Regions from separate parts of the Homo sapiens genome. Here region 2 is linked to region 1. Evidence: read pairs that join two places in POLR2A ChIA-PET (ENCODE). Cell type or tissue: PC-3. All regions are shown on one strand. Links, peaks and the distances in the headings refer to the core of each region. The heading gives the core; the rest is flanking DNA. Region 1 has its middle 3.8 kb from the start of NXPE1. Region 2 holds the start of NXPE2 (neurexophilin and PC-esterase domain family member 2).

Evidence for each region. Peaks named below come from ENCODE experiments on the same cell type or tissue, not always from the same donor. Only the 100,000 strongest peaks of a DNase experiment are listed, where the experiment ranks them.
Region 2: POLR2A ChIA-PET joins it to region 1 with 5 read pairs; 1 of 35 experiments calls an interaction of 5 or more read pairs at or near these places.

Annotation. Positions count from the first base shown.
Region 1 is chr11:114,561,026-114,566,420 of GRCh38, reverse strand. It overlaps a transcript of NXPE2 not described here. Among named protein-coding and RNA genes, the nearest start is that of NXPE1, 3.8 kb to the right of the region's middle. In PC-3, for the core only: no CTCF peak of the experiment used is centred there; DNase peaks (open chromatin) are centred at 3,150 and 3,670; H3K4me3 peaks cover 1,327 bases; H3K27ac peaks cover 1,775 bases.
Region 2 is chr11:114,675,244-114,680,638 of GRCh38, reverse strand. NXPE2 (neurexophilin and PC-esterase domain family member 2) reads right to left here and starts at 2,112. Exons shown (of 6, transcript NM_182495.6): 1 at 2,038-2,112; 2 at 877-982. The coding sequence starts at 2,063. It also overlaps a transcript of NXPE4 not described here. In PC-3, for the core only: no CTCF peak of the experiment used is centred there; a DNase peak (open chromatin) is centred at 2,328; H3K27ac peaks cover 1,411 bases.

The DNA of each region.
Region 1 (5,395 bases), core at 289-5,288:
TTTCCTTTGTTTCTGTGCCACAGATTTCTCTGTGTTTTCCTCCTGCTTCCTTGGTCACTCCTTCCCATTTTCCTTTGCCAATCCCCACTCAGCTGCTTGGCCTCTAAAGTTGGAGTGCCCTGGGGTTCATTCCTATGCATCCACTTTGCTCTATCTATATGCTAATTTGGGGTGATACCCACTCCCTGGCTTAAATACTATCGATGATTTCCATAACTTGTAAGTATTTGTCTCCAGCTCTGATTTCTCCACTGCACTTAGGACTTGCATATCTAATTGCCTACTTAATATCCCATTTACCTGTCTAGGAGACATCTCAAACTCAGTATGATCAAAGTAGAATTCTTGATTTATATTCCAAAATGCATTTGTCCCTAGTTTTCTCCAGCTCAGAAATGTTTCCAAGATTCATACAGGTAGTCATAAATTGTCCTTGATTCATTTACTTCTCTCATTCCTCTCAAAGTTCTGCCATATTTTTTTTTACAATATATGTGGAGAATCTTTCTCCTCTTCTCTATCTCCATTGCTACCATCTTAGTTTAAACAGTATCACCTCTTTCCTGGACTCAGGCAATAACTGATCTTTTGCTCATAATCTTGAAACTTCTACAACCCATTCTTTGCCTAGTAGCCAGACTGAGCTTTTTAAACTGTAAATGAGATCATTTTACATCCCTGGATAAAACCCTGTAATGGCTTCCAAACTCCTTTCCATGATCCATAATGATGAGTCTTTCCTGTCATTCCAATCTCAGATAAGTTTTCCTGACCACACAATGTAAAACTAGATCACTCCAACTCCCTATTACTCTTAATTACTTCACTGTTTCCTTTTCATGAGTGTATGTATCACTATCCAAAATAATCTCATTAATTTAGTTGTATATATTATTTTTACCTGTTCTACTCACAGTAAACTCTAGGTTCTCTAACAGTAAGGACCACGTATTTGTTCACTAGGTGCCTTGTTCGCAGCATCAGGAACTACGTCTAGCATATGTTAAAGATTCAGTCTATACCTGTTAAATAAAATACAATGATTCATTTTACATTTGCCAGGGAGTAAGTGGAATGTAACAGCCACCTATTTTAAACAGATGGTTTTGTGTAAAAAGGGCATGGCCTACAATAAAGACACGTTCTCTATTAGGAGAATATATCCAAAATATGACAGAGAGGCCCCAAAATTCATCAAGCCTGCAAAAGCCCATGTGAAGTATATCACAAATATTTTTGATGTTCTGACTCAGAAATGAAGAATTTAAGGACAAATTATGTTTTTCAATATTTTCCATTGATGGCTAAAACTTTAAAATAGGAGAATCCTGACATCTGTTATTCGCTGTACTGTTCCTGTTGCCAGGAAAGACTTGCTCTTCTGGAATGTAGACAATGATATCAATACAAATGGTTCCTGGAAAAGGCTTGGCATGCTTGGAAAAATAAAGATGAATAAGATTTTTTCCTGCCTGGAAAGTATTCATTATCCAACTAGAGAGATAATCTTTTATAGAGTATAGAAATAACTTATAAGTAAAACAAGAGGTCTTCTGGAATAGCTCAAACTCCTATATCCCACAATAAATTAGGCTCTAAAGGTGGCCCTTTAATGGATTTTCCTTTCCAGAATTAGCTAAAGATCATATGAAACATATATTCTTGCATTCAATCCATTGTCCTGGCTGTTCCTTTTTTATGGAAAGAATATCCCTCATGGCTTTCTCCAACCAATGAGATTTCAGTCACCCTTCAAGTCCCAGATCCCAGGTGGGATCTGGGTCAGTCAAGTCCCAGGTGGTGTAGGCATACTCAACCACCCCCTCTCTGTGCACTCCTGCACCATTTTCATATGGCTATTCTGTATTGTGCTAGAAATAGTTATTTATGTATCTGCATTTAGACACATATAACACTACAATTAAATCATACATTTCATGAGGGCAGGGAATGTATCTTACTCATATATAAATAATCCCCAAACTTTATTTTTTTAGGATGATTATTTGTGATTAATGGTGATTTATGAGATTTTGGTGCATTGATCACCTGAGCAGTGTACACTGTACCCAATGTGTAGTCTTTTATCCCTCACCTCGCTATCAACCTTTCCCCCAAGTCCCCAAAGTTCACTGGATCACTTTTTATGCCTTTATGTCCTCATAGCTTAGCTCCCACTTATGAGTGAGAACATATGATATGATGTTTGGTTTTCCATTCCTGAGTTACTTCATTTAGAATAATAGGCTTCGACTCTATCCAGGTTGCTGCGAATGCCATTATTTCCTTCCTTTTTATGGCTGAGTAGTATTCCATGATATATATATACCACATTTTCTTTATCCACTCATTGATTGATGGGCATTTGGGCTGGTTCCATATTTTTGCAACTGCTAATTGTGCTGCCATAAACATGTGTGTGCCAGTGTCTTTTCTCATATAATGACTTCTTTTCCTCTGGGTAGATACCCAGTAGTGGTATATCTACTTTTAGTTCTTTAAGGAATCTCCATACTGTTTTCCACAATGGTTGTACTAGTTTACATTCCCACCAGCAGTGTAAAAGTGTTCCCTTTTCACTACATCCACACCAACATCTATTATTTTTTATTTTTTAAATTATGACCATTCTTTCAGGGGTAAGGTGGTTTGCACTGTGGTTTCGATTTGTATTTCCCTGATAATTAGTGATGTTGAGCATTTTTCAATATGTTTGTTGGCCATTCCTAAATCTTCTTTTGAGAATTGTCTATTCATGTCCTTAGCCCACTTTTTGATAGACTGTTTGTTTTTTTCTTGCTGATTCGTTTGAGTTCCTTGTAGATTCTGGATATTAGTCCTTTGTCAGATGCATAGTTAGTGAAAATTTTCTCCCACTCTGTGGGTTGTCTGTTAACTCTGCTGATTATTTCCTTTGCTGTGCAGAAGCTTTTTAGGAGTTAATTAAAATAATCCCAAACTTTAGAGATAAGCGTCCACACGTGGCATCCCAGTTATTTTCAAGTTTGCAACTGCAGGCATGTAATAAATGACTGGAAGTAAATAAGAAAATGAATGAATCAATAAGTAAATTCCCTATATGACTCATATGAGGAGAAAGTAAAATTTCAGAAAAGCTTCCTGAGAGATAAAAAGAGAGATGAGGGATTAGTGACAGAAAATATGACTCACCCTCTTATTTGCCCTCATCTTTATTGCCTCTTGTACTGAACATCTCTTGCTGAATTGTGACTAATATTCCTACTTCCAGAAAGAGGGCCCCTCTTTTCCTGGAGAACTGTACCTTCCCCACTTTATAGCATGCTACTGAGACTCTGAGACTCTCAATCATGTGATTTTTGCCTATTTTTGGTGCCTACTGGTTCATCAAAACACTCTTCCCCCAAACCCTTCATAAGTGATTGGTACTAGCACAGTTGATTAGAGTTGTTGGTTTTTTTCTGTGACTTAATATAAATTCTGAAAAGAAATGGGTCTCTCTCATTCTGAGATCTTGAACACCAACGACCATGTATGGCTTAAGCATGTTAGGACTATCTTGCTGCATTATCTTGAGAGCAAGCATCTCTAAGAAAATAGGACAGGAGAGCCTACAGGCTTAGAGAGAAGCTTGATTACATTGTTTGAACCACAGATCGAGCCTTATCTGAAGCTAGATTAATTCCTAAGACTTCCCACTCATATGAGTCATTAAGTATACTTTTTCCTTTAGCTTGTGTGATTGGATACAACGACTGAAAGAGATAATTTACTTCTGTAAAGTCAACTTGACTCTGGATAGTAATAAATAAGAGAGATTACAGATGCAGTTGTGAAAGTTGTTACAGAGTCTAGGAAAATGGCATAATTAAATAGTCCCAGGATTTATGTTTGATATCAAACAGAACTTGTTGGATATCCTGATGAGAAATATGTAAAATAATAGTATTTCTGTCTTTTCCTATGATTCCTACTGAAATCAGTAAAGGTGGACACAGAGTTTAACAGAGACAGCCATGAGGTATGACCTCTCCACATATCATATGGAAGCACTGAGAATGTGTGCAAGGGCTGGGAAGACAGAGCAGTGCTGTGCATAATCCCCAAGAGGGAAGAAGAGAGCATGGACTCTCAGAAGACTGGATATTGGCACTCAGCACCAGGAAATATTTCTAACCACTCTCCCAGAAGAAAATGCAATAAATAAACCCAACATTTACAGGGAGGCTAGCAGAAAATTTCAAATGCAAAGATGAACACATAACCAAAAATTACCAATCATTTGAAAGAGACTAACACTTGAAAGAGAGGCATAAAGCACAATAATCAGAAGAAATTGACATGCCAAGAAAACAAAGTTAAAAGGACAGTTGATACAAGAATTTAGAATAAGTGTGTTTAATTACCAGACTGATGTGAGAGGATATTGCAGCCATACTTAGAGTTAACTAGATATTTGTTAAATTTAAAATATGATACGTGAAATAAAGAAAAACTTGAGGGACACACTAAAGTTCAAAATGAAAACAATAAACTGGAGAAATAAAATGTTAACTCAAGAATTCTTGCAGAATACAGAATAAAAGGAAAGTGTGATCAAAATTATGAAAGAAAAGTTAACAGATATTAGATCTCAGGTCTAATGGGCCATTAAAAGCGCCAAACATGATGAAGATAAAAAGATCTGCATAAAATTTCATAATACCAAGGATGAAGAGAAAAATGCTACAAAGATTCACAATTATACTAACTTTGACATCAGACATTTCATAAATGACATTGGATGCATGAAGAGAATGAAACAGTATCCTCAAGGCTAAGAAGAAAAATATTTTTCACCTAATTCTATAGCAAGTAAATTTATCATCTATTTAGGAAGAAAAAATATGTACTCAGTCTAATACTGGTCCCCTCTGAAAGAGCTACCAAAGACTTTACAAGATAAGAAACAAATTGAGTAGTGAGGAGTAGGTTTTAGAAACAATATTGGTTAAAGAAACCAAGGTAACAAACAATATTGCCTAATTGTGAGTGAGGCAATATGTTCATATGAACTGTTGACACATGCAATAACTTGGATGGACATCGTGGACGTTACGCTGAGTGGGAGAAAAAAGCCAATCTCAAAATTTACTCCCATGCATAAATAGTAGTAGTTGGGGTGGTGATAGTAGTAGTTGCTAATTATTTAGTGCTTAAACTAAGTGTCAGAAACTGTTTTTAAATGTTGTACATGTATTAATTCATTTAATCCTATGAGTACTTAGCACAGTACTAATAATACTTGTGATCTTCAAAACTAAATCTTACAAATTGGCACAGGGTCTGGGCATCCAGGCTTAGAAAGAGAGATGAAGTTAGATTTATGTTACAGAGCTGAAGTAACAGTCACATGACAAATATGAAGGTTCCAGAG
Region 2 (5,395 bases), core at 337-5,336, 110 kb before region 1:
TCCCAGACTTCACTTTGTGAAACACTAATATTGGTAGTGGGTAGGACCTGGGCAAATGAATTAAAAGGTACAAGCATAGAAGAGAAGAGGATCAGAGGAAGAAATCTAGAGAACACATATTTATAGAGAGGGCCCAGGAAAAGAAACCTTCTGAGCTGTGCTCTGAAGGCTTTTTTTAACCAGTTCATATTACCGGCTGAATGCCCTAGACTGTGGTGCTTCTTGTTTGAAGCTTGGAGGTAAGTCTGTGTTAGACAAAGGTTAGAAAGACACTTTTAAAGGTAGTTGGGTTCAAATGTAAACGGGCCTCGAATGGCTAAACAAAGGAATTTGTTCTTTATACTGTCAGTGGTGAAAGTATTTGATCAGGACCAGAAGATGATAAAAGCAGAGTTTCTGAAAGATTATGTTTGTACTAAATGGTTGGGAAGAAAAGAAACTGGAAGCAAGGTGAGTTAAGAAAAACTTACAAAGGGAAGAGCCAGGAGACACTAAACTACTTAAAGAATAAGAAAACCCCTGTGAAGAAGGCAGAGGACTGAAACAGAAACTTAATTAGTTTGAAATCTCAGAGGCCAAGGGAGGAGGAGAGAATTTTGACGCAGGATGGTTACAGTGCCAACTAGTACAGAGATGGCACAAATCCATCTGCCATTTTTTAAAGAAAAACAATAATAATGTATACATTGCCATTTAAAATAGTAATAATAATATATGCATTGCCAAAGGGATTTATGCTGAACAGTGAACCCCTGATCCACATTCTCCTGCTAAGATGATATGCTTTTAACTTTTATTTCTTGCCATGATAAAGGGGGTCATTCAAATGAAGTCACCGTGACCTTCTGTGAAATTCTTAAAAATGAAACTTCCTACCTTTGTGTGGTCTTTTGAAGCCAAGTAAATGATCCAGAAAATTAAGATAAATGTCAACATCAGCAGTAATTTTCGAGCTATGGCATTTGGAAACAAAGTGAGTATCCTATAAGAAAGGACAGGAGAAATAATCACATTAAATCAAATAAGTACGACATGGCTCCGTACACTTTGGTTCCTCTTCAGTAATTTCCAGAACAAGGTGATGTTATCCTGGGTTTTCCAAAAGTTCCTTTATATCTTCTATTGTCAATCAGAAACAAAGTGTTTCCCTGAGGCAGGGAACAAAACTCCTAGAAGGACTCCTGGTTTCTGATACTCAGGTTAATTCTTTGGGTTTCGAATCATATCACATACTGGAACCTGTTTTCTTGTCGAGGTCTCAGCATGGACAACAAGGTTTTAGATTATTTACCAGAAAAAACAGTACCCCCACCCCCACCCCACCCCCACCGTGTCCTCTAGTGAATCCTGGTCTCTAAATCTCTCTCTCTGATACACACACACACACACACGCACACACATGTTGTCTGGTACCCTCTCTCCCTGGTCTTATCTGCCTCAAGAGCTTCATTATAAACCACCCATTTACTTTTTTAGGCAGCTTGTTGCCACCCCATGTTATCTCCTCAAGCCAAAGCAGTTGATAAACACTGCCAAAAAGAGTGAAAGTTACAGTCTTTAAAAAACTCAGTGTTGAGTGGTTAGAATTTCAGTGTTAGTTTTTAAAACCCAGAATCCCAAAAGTATGTGGCAAAGAGCTAAATTATGGCAATCTTTACCAAACATTTTTGACCAGGACCCATAGTAAAAAAAATAAAAACAAACAACCCCCCCACCCCAGAAAAAAAACATCATACCAAATCCAACTCAGGACACATGAATGCATACACACAAACACACACACACACATACACGCCCCAAAACTCTCATAAAACAATACTATCTACACTGCACACAATGCACTGTGATTTTTTTCTAGTTACTGTTTTATTCCATTGAATTGTATTCCATTTTAAAAGTATTTTTATGCCCAAATAAAACGATTTTACTATCCTCTAAAGGGTTGCATCACACCATTTGAAAAACACCAAATGGTCTATAGTTCTCCCCTCCCTTCCCTGACGTTAGCTTGGCAGTAAGAGTTGGAAAGTACCACACCTATGGATGAGTATTTTCTCCACCATCTTCTCGTGTTCTCACAGGAATTATAGTGTCCAGAGACTCTCCTTGATTAAAGCAGTCTTTGCATTTATCTTAGGGTTGGAGTTTCCCTATGAGCTTCATTGATCAAAAGCTGACATCCTATTTGTGGCCACAGCGTGCCAGCTGGAATCATAAACCTCCCTTATTATGATCTGTTCCTGCCCAACCCACACCACAGAGCCAGAAGGAAAAAGCCATGAGGAAGCTCTGAAGTTTGTTTTTAGAGACTGGACATCTAATTGCAGCACTGAGTCACCTTTGGTTAAGGCTTTACGTGTTTATAGACAGAGTGCTCTTCCCTTGCTCATGCCTTTGTATGGTTTTCACGTAGGATTAGTCACCTCCACAGTAGCAGGAAAAGTAACTGAAAAATCAGAAAGAAGAAAAACAGAAGCCCTGAGTCCACGGTTCCTGAAGGCCTGAGAATTGATTCAGCTGGGTCCTCTCAATTTTTGGAGTGCTTTCTTTGTAAACTTTCTCTTGCTCTAAACCATTGCATACATCAAGCAGTCCCACAGCGATGATTTAAATTCAATCTCAGGCCATAAGAGGAACAGCCACAGGTCTAAATCTCACTGCAACTTGAATATGTAACAAGGTAAGAGAATCCAAAAGAGCAAATTCTGTGGATGTAGGTCTCATGACACTAAGGATTTTCAGTGGTCACACTGCAACTACCTGCCAGGTGGCCCTGCTACCACCATAACACACGGGCCACACTCAGTATGCATTGCTCTGCATGAGAGTGTCTAGATATAGATCTCTATATACAGATATAGATAGATGATAGCTATCTAGATATAAATATGGATATATACATGTGTATACTTCATAGATATGTGTATATTTATATACACATAGCATTTGTTTGTTTGCATCTAAGCCAGCACCTCTAGCCACCATATATCCCTCCATGTCTATATAACAGCATGGATATCAGAACTGTAATCACAGCATATTGGAGATTGGCACAGAGATTCGGTAGATAATTTTTAAAGAAATTTATTGAAAGAAAAAAGATATGGATCCTGCCAATTCTTCCCCACTCCTTATAAGACATGTTCTTCTCCTCTGCCTTGTGCTGCAGTGTTATGACAGTTATAATAGTGTCCAGAATTGTTTTTCAACTTTATTGAGGTACAGTTCGCAAATAAAAAATGTATGTGTTTACAGTGTATAATGTGATGTTTTGATGTATGCAGACATTGTGAAGTGATTACTACAATCAAGCTAATTAACATATCCATCACCTAACATGGTTATTTTTATTTGTGTGGTGAGAACGCTTAAGATCTAGTCTCTTTGCAATTTTCAAGTATGCAATAAAGTATTATTAACTATAGACACAATGCTGTACAATAAATCTCTAGAACTTATTCATCCTGTGTAAAGTAAAACCTTGAGTCTTCTGACCAACATCCCCTATTTGCCCCTCTCCCTGACCAGACCCTCAGCAACCACGATTCTACTCTATTTATATGAATTTGACATTTTTAGATTTCACATGTAAATGAGATAATGCAATAGTTATCTTTCCGTGTTCTGTGATTGGCCCATTTTACCCAGCATAATGTCCTCCAGGTTCACCCATGTTGTTGCAAATGGCAAGATTTCCTTCTTTTTTAAGGCTGAGCAACACCCAACTGTTTATGTGTATATATGACACAATTTCTTTATCAGTTCATCTGTTGATGCATACTTAACGTTGTTTCCATGTCTTGGCTACTGTGAATATTGCTGCAATTAACATGGGAGTGCAGATATCTTCTTAAATACTGACTTCTTTTCCTTTGGATATATACCCATTAGCGGGATTGCTGGATCATACAGTATTTCCATTTTAAATTTGTTGAGTAATCTCCATACTGTTATCCAAAATGGCTGTACTAATTTACATTCCCATCAAAAGTGTACAAGTATTCCCTTTCTCCCTCTCCTCACCATCACTTATCTTTCGTCTTTTTGATAATAACCATACTAACAGGTATGAGGTAATCTCTCATTGTAGTTTTAATTTGCATTTTCCTGATGATTAGTGAGGCTTGACATTTTTTTCATATACCTCTTGGCCATTAGAATGTCTTCTCTAAGAAATATCTATTCAGCTCCTTTTCCAATTTTCTAATTGGATTATTCATTTTCTTACTATTAACTTATTTGAGTTCTTTTATATTTAATTTAAATATTAATTCCTTATCAGATGTATGGTTTGCAAATGTTTTTTCCCATTTCGTAGGTTGTCTCTTCATTCTGTTAATTGTCTCCCTTGCAGTACAGAAGCTTTTAAGTTTGATGTAATCTCATTTTGTCTATTTTTTGTTTTGTTGCCTGTGCTTTTGGAGTCATATCAAAAAAACCTCAGTGACCATACCAATATCAAAGAGATTTTTCCCTATGTTTTCTTCTAGCAGTTTTACAGTTTCAGGTCCTATGTTTAAGTCTTTAATCCATTTTCAGTTGGATTTTTTTTATATGTTGTGAGATAAGGTTCTAGTTTCATTCTTCCACATGTGGATATGCAGTTCTGTCAGCACCATTTATTGAAAAGCCTGTCTTTTCTCCATTGTGTGCTTTTGGCACCTTTGTCCAAAAATCAGTTGACTGTAAACATGTGGATTTATTTCTGGGGTCTCTATTTGGTTCCATTCTTCTATGTGTCTGTTTTTATGCCCATACCATGCTGTTTTGATTACTAGAGCTTGCAGTAGATTTTGAAATCAGGTAGTTTAATATTTCCAGCTTTGATATTATTGGTCAAGATTGGTTTGGCTATTTGCGGTCTTTTGTGGTTCCATGTAAGTTTCAGAATTATTACTTTTATTTCTGTTAGAAAGTCCATTGGAATTTTGATAAAGATGACGTTAAATCTGTAGAATGTTTTGGGCAGTATGGACATTTTAACAATATTAATTTTTCTAATCCATGAACACAGGATATCATTCTATGAAGAGATCTTTTCCCTACTTCATGAAATTAATTCCTAAGGGTTTTTTTTATGCTATATTAAATTAAATTGTTTTCTTGATTTCTTTTTCAGATAGTTTATTGTTAGCGTATAGAAAATCTATGTATTTCTGCAGTGAATTTTGTATCCTGCAACTTTACTGAATTTGTTCAACAGTTCTAACAGTTTTTTGGTGGAGTCTTTAGAGTTCTCTATATATAAGCTCCTGTCACTGGCAAACAGAAACCATTTTACTTCATTTTTTATTTGGATGCCTTTTATTTCTTTCTCTTGCCCAACCATTCTGGCTAGGACTTCCAGTACTATGTTGAATTCAATGGCAAGAGTGGGTATCCTCTTATTCCTCAT